Regions from separate parts of the Homo sapiens genome. Here region 1 is linked to region 2. Evidence: read pairs that join two places in POLR2A ChIA-PET (ENCODE). Cell type or tissue: B cell. All regions are shown on one strand. Each heading gives the region's core, and the rest is flanking DNA. Links, peaks and the distances in the headings are about the cores only. Region 1 overlaps IFT46 (intraflagellar transport 46). Region 2 has its middle 5.3 kb from the start of CXCR5.

What was found. ChIA-PET counts read pairs that join two places held together with the same protein. Peaks named below come from ENCODE experiments on the same cell type or tissue, not always from the same donor. Only the 100,000 strongest peaks of a DNase experiment are listed, where the experiment ranks them.
Region 1: POLR2A ChIA-PET joins it to region 2 with 7 read pairs; 2 of 35 experiments call an interaction of 5 or more read pairs at or near these places.

The regions. Positions count from the first base shown.
Region 1 is chr11:118,557,508-118,563,404 of GRCh38, reverse strand. It overlaps IFT46 (intraflagellar transport 46), which reads left to right. Exons shown (of 12, transcript NM_001168618.2): 3 at 3,541-3,620. The coding sequence starts at 3,576. It also overlaps the pseudogene RPL5P30. Among named protein-coding and RNA genes, the nearest start is that of IFT46, 5.5 kb to the left of the region's middle. In B cell, for the core only: no CTCF peak of the experiment used is centred there; no DNase peak of the experiment used is centred there.
Region 2 is chr11:118,875,046-118,882,095 of GRCh38, reverse strand. No RefSeq gene overlaps it. Among named protein-coding and RNA genes, the nearest start is that of CXCR5, 5.3 kb to the left of the region's middle. In B cell, for the core only: no CTCF peak of the experiment used is centred there; DNase peaks (open chromatin) are centred at 3,915 and 5,135; H3K4me3 peaks cover 1,089 bases; H3K27ac peaks cover 2,507 bases.

The sequences.
Region 1 (5,897 bases), core at 1-5,000, 320 kb after region 2:
TTTAAGTGTGCAATTAAATAACATTAAGTACATTCACAATGTTGTTTAACCATCGCCACTATTTCCAGATCATCCTGAACAGAAAATCCATACCCTTCAAAACAATAGTTCCCTATTGCTTGCTTCCACTCCTCCCTGGTAACCACTATTCTACTGTCTGTATGAGTTTGCTTATTCTGGGAACCACATAAGTGAAATCATACTGTATTTATCCTTTTGTGGCTGACTTACTTCACTTATTGTGATGTTCTTAAGGTTCATCTGTGTTGTTGAATGTAGACTTTCTTTTTAAGGCTGAGTAATATTCCATTGCATGTATATTGCACTTTTTTTTTTTTTTGAGACTGAATTTCGCTCTGTCACCCAGGCTGGAGTGCAGTGGCACGATCTTGGCTCACTGCAACCTACGCCTCCCGGGTTCAAGCGACTCTCCTGCCTCAGCCTCCTGAGTAGTTGGGACTACAGGTGCACACCACCACACCCAGCTAATTTTTTGTATTCTTAGTAGAGACGGGGTTTCACCATGTTGGCCCGGATGGCCTCGATCTCCTGACCTTGTGATCCACCCACCTCGGCCTCCCAAAGTGTTGGGATTACAGGCGTGAGCCACCGCACCAAGCCTATGCCACGTTTTTTAATTCATTCATTTGTTAATGGACACTCGGGTTGTTTTCATATTTTGGCTATTGTGAATAACACTGCTATGAACAGAGGTGTACAAGTGTCCATTTGAGTCCCTGTTTTCAATTCTTTGGGACCTAGCCACCTAGGTTTTTGACTTGAGCGTGTTTATGCTCTTGACAGCTGTGGATATTATAATTTGTTTTTAATTTGGGCTAATTTAGTAAATAAAAAAAGGGTTTAATTTGCATTTATTTGATATAGAAATCATTTATCATGTTTTCATTCCAGTTAATGCCTTACATCTAATTATACTTTTATTTTAATTTAATTTTTTATTTATAGAGACAGAGTTTTGCTCTGTCACCCAGGCTGGAGTGCGGTAGCATGATCACGGTTCACTGCAGCCTCGACCTCCTGGGCTCATGCAGTCCTCCTGCTTCAGAACCCCCGGTAGCTGGGACTACCAGCCCATGCCCCCATGTCCAGCTAATTTTTTTTTTTTTTGAGATGGAGTCTTGCTCTGTCGCCCAGGCTGGAGTGCAATGGCGTGATCTCGGCCCACTGCAACCTCAACCTCCCAGGTTCAAGCGATTCTCCTGCCTCAGCCTCCTGAGTAGCTGGGATTATAGGAGTGTGCCACCACACCTGGCTAATTTTTTTGTATTTTTAGTAGAGACGGGGTTTCACCATGTTGGCCAGGCTGGTCTCGAACTCCTGACCTCAGGTGATCCACCCGCCTCAGCCTCCCAAAGTGCTGGGATTACAGGCAGGAGCCACTGTGCCCGGCCTAATTTTTGTATTTTTTGTAGAGACAGGGTTTCACCGTGTTGCCCAGGCTGGTCTTGAACTCCTAGGCTCAAGCAATCTGCCTGCCTCCGCCTCTTAGAGTGCTGGGATTACAGGTGTGAGCCACTGCGCCTGTCATTAATTATCCTTTTAATTGTTCAGAATATTTAAAAATTGCTCTTATCTTTGCATACTGATTCGGATTCAAACTTGTGACTATTATTTGCCAGGCCCTGGGTCAGTTCCTTGCACATAAATTTTTTCACTTGATCCTTATAAGAGGCCTGGGTTAGAAATATTAGTGACCCCATTTAGAGGTGGGAATACTGAGACTCAAAGAGGTTAAATCTTTTTTTTTTCTGTCCATATGTTTATCGTCTTTATCTGAAAAATCTTTATAGAAAATTGTTTGGTTTAGCTCTCAGCAGCCTGCTCCTGAGCTCTGAGGGAGCTTGCCTTCTTTTAAGCTACCTGATGTTTCTTCTGAGCAAGGGACATTTTGGGACAGTTCCACCTATTCTTTTTAACTTCTTTCTTGGGCCTCTTTTCATAGACTGGATTCTCTCATATAGCAGCATGAGCTTTCTTATACATCTCTTCCATCATGTCTGGAGTTACGCTCTTCTTTATGCATTGAGAGAACTGGTTCTTGTAAGCATCTTCATCTTCTTCTGTTAAGTAGTGCATGTAATCTGCAACATTCTGGCCCATGATGTGCTTCTGGTGTACTTCTGCATTAAATTCCTTGCTTTCAGAATCATAACTAGGGAATCGTTTGGTACTGTGAGGGACAGACAAGCCTCCATCCACAGCTCCCTTCAGGGTGCCAAAAACTTTATTGCCAGTGGTAGTTCTGGCAAGACCTGTATCCAAATAGCAGGTAAAGGCACCTGGCTGACCATCAATGCTTTCCACATTGTATTCATTGCCAGTCTCCTCCACTTGGCCTTCATAGATCTTGTCCATGCCAAACCTATTGGGAAGCCTGCGGGCCAGCAGCAGGCCAGTACAATAAGTTGCAGCATAATTTGTCAGGCCAACCTTCACACCACATTTTGGCAGTTTGTGTGCATATGCTGCGCAGACTATATCCCCCTCTATACGGGCATAAGCAGTCTGACAAATGATATCTCTGTTTGTTACACGAACTATCATCTTATATTTGGGTGTGTTGTATTTATTTTTATCCTGTATCACCAAGCATTTCTGAGGATAGTAACCAGTTTTACCCTCTCGTCGTCTTCTAAATTTCACTTGGTATCTCTTAAAGTAGGCTTTATTCTTAACAACTTTAATAAACCCCATTCTGCGGAACAGAGACCCGCGTTTGCGGCTCGACAGAGACCTGCCGGCCCAGCAGTGCTAGGGGGTGAAAAGGCAAAATCATTTTAAGTAATTTTTCTTCAAACCCACTCTTAGTATGAATTCAGCACTCTGTACTTTACTAGTTATTAACCTAATTTGACTAATGTGTAAACTAAGGGCAGAGTGTATATTTTTCTCTTTCTTTTCTTTTCCCCCTCCCCTCCCCTCCCCTCCCCTCCCCTCCCTTCCCCTCCCATTCCGTTTCTGACAGGCTCTCACTCTGTTGCCCGGGCTGGAGTGCAGCAGCATGAACACTGGACACTGCTCACTGCAGCCTCGAACTCCTGGGTTTAAGCAGACCTCCTGCGTCAGCCTCCCGAGTAGCTGGGACCACAGGCGCATGGCATCACACCCAGCTAATTTTTTTTCTTTTTTTTTTTTTGTAGATGGGATCTTGCCATATTGTCCAGTCTAGGCTCAAACTCCTGGGCTCAAGTGATCCTCCTGCCTCCCCTTCCCAAAGTGTTGGGATTATAGGCATGAGCCACTGCCCCTGGCCAGAGTTTATATTATTTATGTAATGGCAGATAATTTGAATAGTATAATGTCTAACCCAATGCCTTAAGCACAGTAATGTTTAGTAAATATATCTTGAATTGAACTGGCAGAGCCATGACTAGAATTCAGTCTCCTGTCTCTTTAGCCAGATGTTCCAATAAACCTTGTTTTATAAAATGGTTAGAGCATAAAATATTAAAAACTAAAAAATACTTGTTTTTAAAAATCATTTTAACAATAATCTAAAGGAAAAACTTTTTTTCTAAGGACTTCCTCGTTCTGCCCATCTTCCTAACAAGGCTATGGCTGATAACAGCAGTGATGAGTGTGAAGAGGAAAATAACAAGGTACAGTAAAACTCACAGCTTCTTGTAGAATTTCTGCTTTGGGTTTTTAGTAGTTAGAGATGACACCAGTTCAACGGTAAACATTTCTTGAACACTCACCTCCAGGGGTTAGGGACCTTTGAGCTCATGGAGGAAAATCAGTTACAAAGAGCCTTGAGATTTTGACCCTTCTTCAGGAATAAAGCCTACTACTACAATTGACTTTGGTGAGGAATTTCACATAATGTAGGCCAGTGTTTCACAAACTTTCCTGATCATAATACTCAACTGAGGTACTTATTTTTAAATATACGGATTCCCAGTCCCAGCCCAGAATCTCAAAAGTAAAAGCCTGGGAATTTATATTTTTTAGGAAGCAGTCCAGGTAATTTTATGCTAAAGCGAGTTTGAAATTATCAGTCTAGGCATTTTTTCATTGTCAATACTTGTGATACTGCCAGTATTTTGTGAAGGAGATTTTAATTTTGAGGTCTTAAGACCCAGATGTTGGCTGCTGTTATTCTGTGTACCTAGAGAATCACCCTGCTTCTGAAAGAAACATGGCAAGAGGCCCACCTCTCTAGAAACATATAGGACCTTAGAGTTGCACATATGATTTCTTAAAAACCGTTTATGTTGGCCGGGTGTGGTGGCGCACTCCTGTAATCCCAGCACTTTGGGAGGCCGAGGCGGGCGGATCACCTGAGGTCAGGAGTTTGAGACCAGACTGTCCAACATGGCGAAACCCCATCTCTAATAAAAATACAAAAAATTAGCTGGGCGTGGTGGCGGGTGCCTGTAATCCCAGCTACTTGGGAGGCCTCCCAAGGTGCTGGGATTACAGGCACAAGCCACTGTGCCCAGCCTGTTTTTTTTGTTTGTTTTTTTTTTTTGAGACAGAGTCTTGCTCTTTCACCCAGGCTGGAGTGCAGTGATCTTGACTCACTGCAACCTCTGCCTCTTGGGTTCAAGCAATTCTCATGCCTCAGCCTCCCGAGTAGCTGGGGGATCACAGGCCTGCACCAACTCGCCTGGCTAATTTTTGTATTTTTAGTAGAGATGGGGTTTTGCCATGTTGGCCACACTGGTCTTGAACTCCTGACCTCAGGTGATCCTCCTGCCTTGGCCTTCCAAAGTGCTGGGATTACAGGTGTGAGCCACTGTACCCAGCCTGATGGCTGCATTTTAATGGTTTTTGTTTTTGTTTTGAGACAGAGTCATCTCGCTCTGTTGCCTAAGCTGGAGTGTAGTGGCATGACCTCAGCTCGCTGCAACCTCCGCCTCCAGGGTTCAAGCAATTCTCCTGCCTCAGCCTCCTGAGTAGCTGGGATTACAGGCGTGCGCCACCACGCCTGGCTAATTTTTGTATTTTTGGTAGAGATGGGGTTTCACCATGTTGGTCAGGCTGGTCTCGAACTCCTGACCACATGATCCGCCTGCTTCGGTCTCCCAAAGTGCTGGGATTACAGGCATGAGCCACCACCCCGGGCTGACAATATTCTTAAAAGTTCCCTCTGCCAAAACTGCTTCCTATGTGACTAAGGATAATTTTGGCAAATCTTGAATTGAGAAAGAATGCTCTAGAAAGTTCTTATCAGTCATATACTAATAAGGCATAGTCACTGAATAAATTCTGCAACTGTGTTTCATTATCTGCCATGCATATTACAGCTTAGTTAGAATATACTTTATGTATAATAAATTTGTTATTCTTAGAGCAAAATGTGACTAAAAGCAGTTTTTGGTGTCCTGTAACGTGTCACAATTTTGTGTGCCAATAGCTGCTTTACCATAAAAACAAATTAATTTTAAACAACTGGAATCAAACGTGTTAACCTCAGTATAAGCCATACGGTATATAGAAACCAAGTTTTGAAAACCTACTTTTAAAGGGGGCCAATTGGTCATCCTTCAGGTCCTAAGGGAGGGCATGCCACAGGCTCCAGGCCACAGAGGCAAAGACATGGACCCTGTTCCACCTGCCCCTGCAAGTCTCAAGTGCCACCAGACCCCTTCTCATGTACTTGAGAGGGTGGGATGGTACAGAGAGAGCCAGAAGCACAGAAAGGTAGGTTATAATGTCAAGAACAAAAGAGCTGTTTATCTTGAGAGAGAATGTGTAGTCATTTTATGTAATTTATGGGGTAAGGGAAGGGAAATACAGATAGGTCAGATACTCCATGAAGAGAAATATCACTGAACAAAAATGGAAAGTCCATAGTCCCTGGGACTGCTGGTTTGATGGGCACAAGGTTGATTTTGAACTTTCTTCTTTTGATAGTTTCAAGCAGCTTATGC
Region 2 (7,050 bases), core at 810-5,809:
CCCGGCTAATTTTGTATTTTTAGTAGAAATGGGGTTTCTCCATGTTGGTCAGTCTGGTCTTGAATTCCTGACCTAAGGTGATCCGCCTGCCTCAGCCTCCCAAAGTGCTAGGATTACAGATGTGAACCACCGTGCCCGGCCAACAGATGCATCATTCTTAGGATTAAACAGCCTGAGGAGTTTCCAGCCTCTGTTGGTGGTATTGGGGTCGTTTCCTCGCTCTTCTCCATTCACTGCCTTTAGAAGCTGCTTTCAAAGAAGACGGCTTTCAGGACAAGGCATCACACTTCTTCTCCAGCACGTACAGTCCTGAAACCTCCAGGAGGAAGCTGCCCCAAGGTTTCCTGTGTCCCAAGCTTGCTGGGAACTCCTCATCCTTCCATTCACCCTATTCTCAATATCCCTGCCCCTCCAATCCCTTAGCATACTTGACTTAGCCTTGGCCACCCTGGCTAGGGACATTGATCAGGAAGGAGTACAGCGTATAGAATCATAGAGGAATTGAAAGGAACTTTGGAATATAAACCAGACTATCCTCAACCACACCCCCACCCCCAGCAAATGCAAGATTCTCGTCACTGCATCCTTATCAGATGATCACCCAGAATCAATGAATACGAACATCAATGAAGGTGAGACATTTGCTCCTTTCAATAGATCATGTTTCAGTGGAGGATGGTTTCATGATTAGAAACTTATTCCTTATGATGAGTCAAAATATGTCTTCCTGTAACTCCTCTCCAGAGGTCCTGGCTGTGCCTTCTGTCTGGACTGTCTGACTCCTCTTCCAATAAGCATCCTCTGAAGACAGCCAGCACATCCTGAGAGTCTTGTTGTCTCCCAAACACACTTCCACAGTGTCTTCAGTCGTTATTTGCAGACTTGGTTTCTGGGTCCTTTGACGCCCTGTTTTTTGACCTCTGGGTGATTTCTGGTTAATGGTCTAGATATTATCTGACTAGGAAAAAATATAGGACGATATGCATTTCCTTGTTCAAGACTCTATACTTGGCAGGGCGTGGTTGCTCATGCCTGTAATCCCAGCACTTTGGGAGGTCAAGATGGGAGAATCCTTTGAGCCCAGGAATTTGAGACTAGCCTGGGCAACATGGTGAAACCTCGTCTCTACAAAAAATTCAAAAATTAGCTGGGCATGGTGGCACACACCTGTAGTCCCAGCTACTCAGGAGGCTGAGATAGGCGGATCGCTTGAGCCCAGGAGGTTGAGGCTGCAATGAGCCATGATCACACCACTGCCCTCTAGCCTTGGTGACACTCAAAAAAAAAAAAAAAAAAGATTCCATACTTCTATAACTATGTAACTACAATACAATTGGACTTTCCTGCAGGGTCCTACTCCTCTTAATAACATGCCTAAAGGATTTCATTTTGAAGGTTCTGGGCCATTGTTGCAACCTATAAAGGGAAATTTTTCTGATCCCAATTCTGTCATCTGGTGATGTGATAACAACATAGATTAGTCATCCTTGGGTCTATCCAAGTCCTGATGGCAAATATTGACAGGATGAAGCCAAAACCAGAACCCTGCTTCATGCCATTAGAGACTTACTATACCCAAAGGTCAGGAAAGACTTCATGGAAGTCTTGGCCACTGGAGGCTTGGAGAGAGTGAAGGCTTGGTGTGCCTGGAGAGGGGGACAGGGTGGACAGTGTGGGACATGATGAGAACTGCTTGGAAAAAATGTGTAGAAAGAATTATCTGGCCGGGCGCAGTGGCTCACGCCTGTAATCCCAGCACTTTGGGAGGCTGAGGTGGGTGGATCACGAGGTCAGGAGTTCAAGACCATCCTGGCTAACATGGTGAAACCCCGTCTCTACTAAATATACAAAAAATTAGCCAGGCGTGGTGGTGGGTGCCTGTAGTCCCAGCTACTTGGGAGGTTGAGGCAGGAGAATGGCGTGAACCCGGGAGGCGGAGCTTGCAGTGAGCAGAGATTGCGCCACCACACTCCAGTGCGGGCGACAGAACTACCCGGGCATGGCCGGGTGCAGTGGCTCACACCTGTAATCCCGGCACTTTGGGAGGCTGAGGTGGGCAGATCACGAGGTCAAGGGATTGAGACCATCCTGGCCAACATGGTGAAACGCCGTCTCTACTAAAAATACAAAAATTAGCTGGGTGTGGTGGTGGGCACCTGTAGTCCCAGCTACTCAGGAGGCTGAGGCAGAAGAATCACTTGAACCTGGGAGGCGGAGGTTGTAGTGAGCCGAGATGGCACCACTGCACTCCAGCCTGGTGACAGAGTAAGACTCCGTCTCAAAAAAAAAAAAAAAAAAAGAATTACCTTGTGCCTGGCACATCATGGGCCTTCTGTGTATGGTGGTGTGGCTATGGCAATAATGATGATGAGATAGGGCAGGGGGAGGAGCAAGGAAGTGGTTGGAGCATGTACTGGACAAGGTAGGAGCTGCTCTTATGGCCTTCTCCTCTCCTACTCTTTCCACAGTTCTCTATATTTTCCACATGTGCTGTAGGCCTAGAAAAAGAGTTTTGGGGGAGGCTTAAGACTGCTTCCCAGGTGCTATAGCAGCAGGCTCTGGCCAGTAGTTTCAGCTATGATGGTTTGGGCAGCAGAGAGGTAGCCTACCAGCTTCTCTATGGCTGACTCAGGCGTCACACATTAGACACATCTGTGACTGTCACCTGAAGTCTTTGACTTTTTGGGCCTATTCAGAGATCCCATTCTTCTCTCCAGATGGTGAACACACTACAGCTTCCCAGGGTCTACTTGTGTTAGCCTCTGACCTTTGATAGTCAACTCAGTTTGCCCCCAGTGGTAAATACCTTCTGACCTTGAGGCTTTTTCTTTTTCTTTTTTTTTTTTTTTGAGACAGGATCTCATTTCATCACCCAGGCTGGAGGGCAGTGGTACGATCATGGCTCACTGCAGCCTTGACCTCCTGAGCTCAAGCCATCTTCCTGCCTCAGCCTCCCGAGTTGCTGGGACTACAGGCACATGCCACCTCACCTGGCTAATTTTATGTTTTTTGTCAAGACAGAGTTTCACCATGTTGCCCAGGCTGGCCTTGAACTCCTAGGCTCAACCGATCCGCCTGCCTCAGACTCCCAAAGTGCTGGGATTACAGGCATGAGCCACCATGCCCAGCAACCGTGAGTTCTAATATTGTTTTGAGAAGGCTCAGAGAGTTACTGCCTCTACTAGAAACCATGATCTTACAATCTTCACACACATAAAGTCAGACTAGCTCCCTAGGATAGAGAGGGCAACGCTTAAGCTGCGATCCTTTGCCTTTGAAGAGGAGATGTCAGAGGTTCCATCTGTGTGTGACAATCGGATGGCAGAGGACCCTTCCAGGTCAGGCAGCTCAGGTTTTATTTCAGTGTGCAACTTGTTTATATTTCACCTATGCAGGATCCCAATCCCCACCCCATAGGCAGTCTAATTGAGGCTAAATTGTTTTCTAGCCTTCTCGTCAAAATGACCACTGGAGGCTGAACATGGTAGCTCGCCTCTGTAATCCCAGCATTTTGGGAGGTCAAGGGGGGAGGATCACTTGAGCCCAGGAGTTCGAGACCAGCCTGGGCAACATAGGATACCCCATCTCTACAAAAAATAAAAATATTAGCTGGTGGTGCACACTAGTGCTTCCAGCTACTCAGGAGGTTGAGGTGAGAGGATTGCTTGGGCCCAGGAGGTCGAGGTTGTAGTGAGCTGAGATTGCACCACTGCACTCCAGGCTGGATGACAAAGCAAGATCCTATCTCAGAAAAAAAAAAAAAAAAAAAAAGACAGAAAGACTACTGATACTTCCGCCAAGACTGGGTTTGTGTCTGGTTTAGGCAAGGGTGGCCGCTTACATCAGCTCAGGTGTATTTTTCTCAGTAATTATACTTTACAGTCCATGGATTACATTAAATTTCTATTTGTTCCAGAGATTAGATACAATCACTTGTCTTGGAGTTCATTTTCTATATTCCACAGAAAAAGTAAGCTGTTCCACACAGTTTTGGGGTGCTGCTACAGGGAACGGGCTGGGGTTTCCCCTTCTATTAACCTAGGACTCTCTCCCTCTCTGACATGGCCAGAGACTTTGTTCTCTTCTTTCTCTGGGTCTTTCCCAACAGCTGAGAACAGAGCTCCCAGGTCCCTACCTCATCAGCCTCAGGAAGAGTAGGGTATACCTCTCAGCACTGAAGGAAACTCGCCATAGACTTGCATAGCAGTCACCGGTCTACACAGTCCCATGAAAGTTTAAATTTAATGTTACTTAATCTTTATATTTCACTTAATCTTCACATTTAATTATATGTAGTCCTTGAAGCGGCTTGTGCCGGAGGGATTGGCATCACTCCTGGCCGTATTTTGTGAGGACAAGGAAACAGAGTCTCATTTTCTTGCTCGTGATTGCAGGGAGGGTTCGTTGCAGAGTCAGAGCCTGAAGTCAGCCCTGTAGGCACCAAATCCAGGGCTCCCTCCACAAGACCACACGGCCCGTCTCTCAGAGGCGCCATTTTGCAAAGGACAGGCACTTACCTGGCTGGCTAAGGGGAAAACTATGGCTAAATCCTGCACAGGCTCCTCATCAGGTACTTTCTATGTGCCATGAACTATGATAGGTTTTTCACACATCATTTCTTTTCATTCCCTGAACAGTCTTTGAGTGTTGGGTTTTTTGTTTTGTTTTGTTTTTGAGACGGAGTCTCGCTCTGTCGCCAGGCTGGAATGTGGTGGCACCATCTCGGCTCACTGCAACCTCCGACTCCCTGGTTCAAGCAATTCTCCTGCCTCAGCCTCCCGAGTAGCTGGGATTATAGGCACGTGCCGCCACGCCCAGCTAATTTTTTGTATTTTTAGTAGAGACGGGGTTTCACCATGTTGGCCAGGATGGTCTCGATCTCCTGACCTCAGGTGATCCACCTGCCTTGGTCTCCCAAAGTGCTGGGATCACAGGCATGAGCCACCGCGTCCGGCAAAGTGTTGGGTATTTTTATTACCACACTGCAGATGTGGAAACCAAGCTTCAGACAGTAATGGGAAGTAGCATGAATGTTCACAGCTCACTCAGACAGCAGGGACCCAACACCCCATTACAAGTCAACACAGGAAGTGGGGTGGTAAAGGCTGTCATTGCCGGCAGCCTGCACCCACGCACAGCTCCCCTCTCGTTAGGAAACAGGTAGAGTCCTGCAGGGAGGAAATGGGCTGCAGGTGCTGGGTAGGCACATCAAGGTTACCACAAGGTCATGGGGGCCACAAATGAGCTTGGGAACGTCGGCCTGGGGCAGGTTGTGTGGCCAGGGTTAGAGTGAGTCTGGTGCTTGGATCAGGTGTTTGTATACTGAGTACTGCGGCAGCCAGAGGCGAGATTCTGATGGAGGAGCACCTTGTCTAACAGAGAAGGCAAAACAGACACATCATGCAAGTTGGCATGCTCATATTCACATGCAACTGGGCACATTTTCAAAGAATATGCAAAACTCTACCGTGTTGCTAAGGTAGTGTGGGTGGAGTCAGCAGTGTGGAAGGCACAGGGAATGGGGGAAACGTGCAGCATTCCTTCGCACCTAAGTGCTGTGGGCGCATGCGCTGGGTAGGCTGTAAGGCTGAGTGGGTGACAGAAGAAACGCTGCACTGGAGGCCCAGCATGTCTGCTTCCCAGCAAGGCCGCTCTGAGACCAGACCCTGCCTGCTTGCGCAAAGACACGCCAAACACAGAATGCCAAACAGGCATCCCCAGGGGAGTGCTCCTCACACTTTATGCCTCAGAGTCACCAGGAGGGCTTGTTACCTCCAGGTTGCCAGGCCCCACCACGAGAGTGTCTGATTCGGGAGGTCTGGGGTGGGACCTGATAATGTGCATTTCTAAGAGTGTCCAGGTGACGCTATGCTGCTGGCCTGAGAACTACACTCCTAGAACCACCGCTCTAGGCCACGTAGGACTGGTACACAGCCATATACCAATTGGTAAACTCGTCCCCACACAGCTTGTTTTCCAACCTGGAGCTCCCAACCACCCAGCAGGGCCTTCAGTCCCTCCACACAAAGGGTGCCATAGTTGACGTCTCTCCAGAGCAACACAGCACCTCATACAACCAACACACAATCAACAACAATGACACAGCACCTCATACAACCAGCACACAACCCACAGCAACAACACAGCACCTCATACAACCAGCACACAACCCAAAACAACGACACAGCACCTCATACAACCAGCACACAACCCACAACAGGAAGAACACAGCACCTCATACAACCAGCACACAACCCACAGCAACGACACAGCACCTCATACAACCGGCACACAACCTACAACAACAACACAGCACCTCATACAACCAGCACACAACACACAACAGGAAGAACACAGCACCTCATACAACCGGCACACAACCCACAACAACACAGCACTTCATACAACCAGCACACAACACACAACAGGAAGAACACAGCACCTCATACAACCAGCACACAACCCACAACAACACAGCACTTCATACAACCAGCACACAACAGTTGGTTTTCCCAGAACACCGGCCTCCCTGGGCCCCACCCTGGCACCGTTGAGATTTCTGTGGTGCCTCCCGGGCTCTGACAGGTTGCACCTCTATCTCTCTGGTCGGTCTCAGCTCTACTCTAATAAGTAATGCATGAGCTCTACTAGTTAGCTTTCAGCATGTCATGTAATCCTGTCACTTTGATCATGACCCATAGGAAGAAATATATTTTATATCACAAGCTAGTTGGACATGTGTGATGAACATATACACACAAATACACAGTAAGTTTTGTAAACACTGCTTAGTATGGGTAGCATACTCATATTTTCTACTCTTCCTCCTTCCCTCCTTTCCTCCTTCCTTTCGTTCCCTCTTTCTTTCTCTCACTCTTTCTTTCTTCCCTTTTTTGTAGAGATGGGGTCTCTCTATGTCACCCAGGCTGCAGTGCAGTGGCACAATCATGGCTCACTGCAGCCTCCACCTCCCAGGCTTAAGTGATCCTCCCACCTTAGCCTCCTGAGTAGCTGGGACTACAGGTGTGCATCACCACACCAAACTAACTT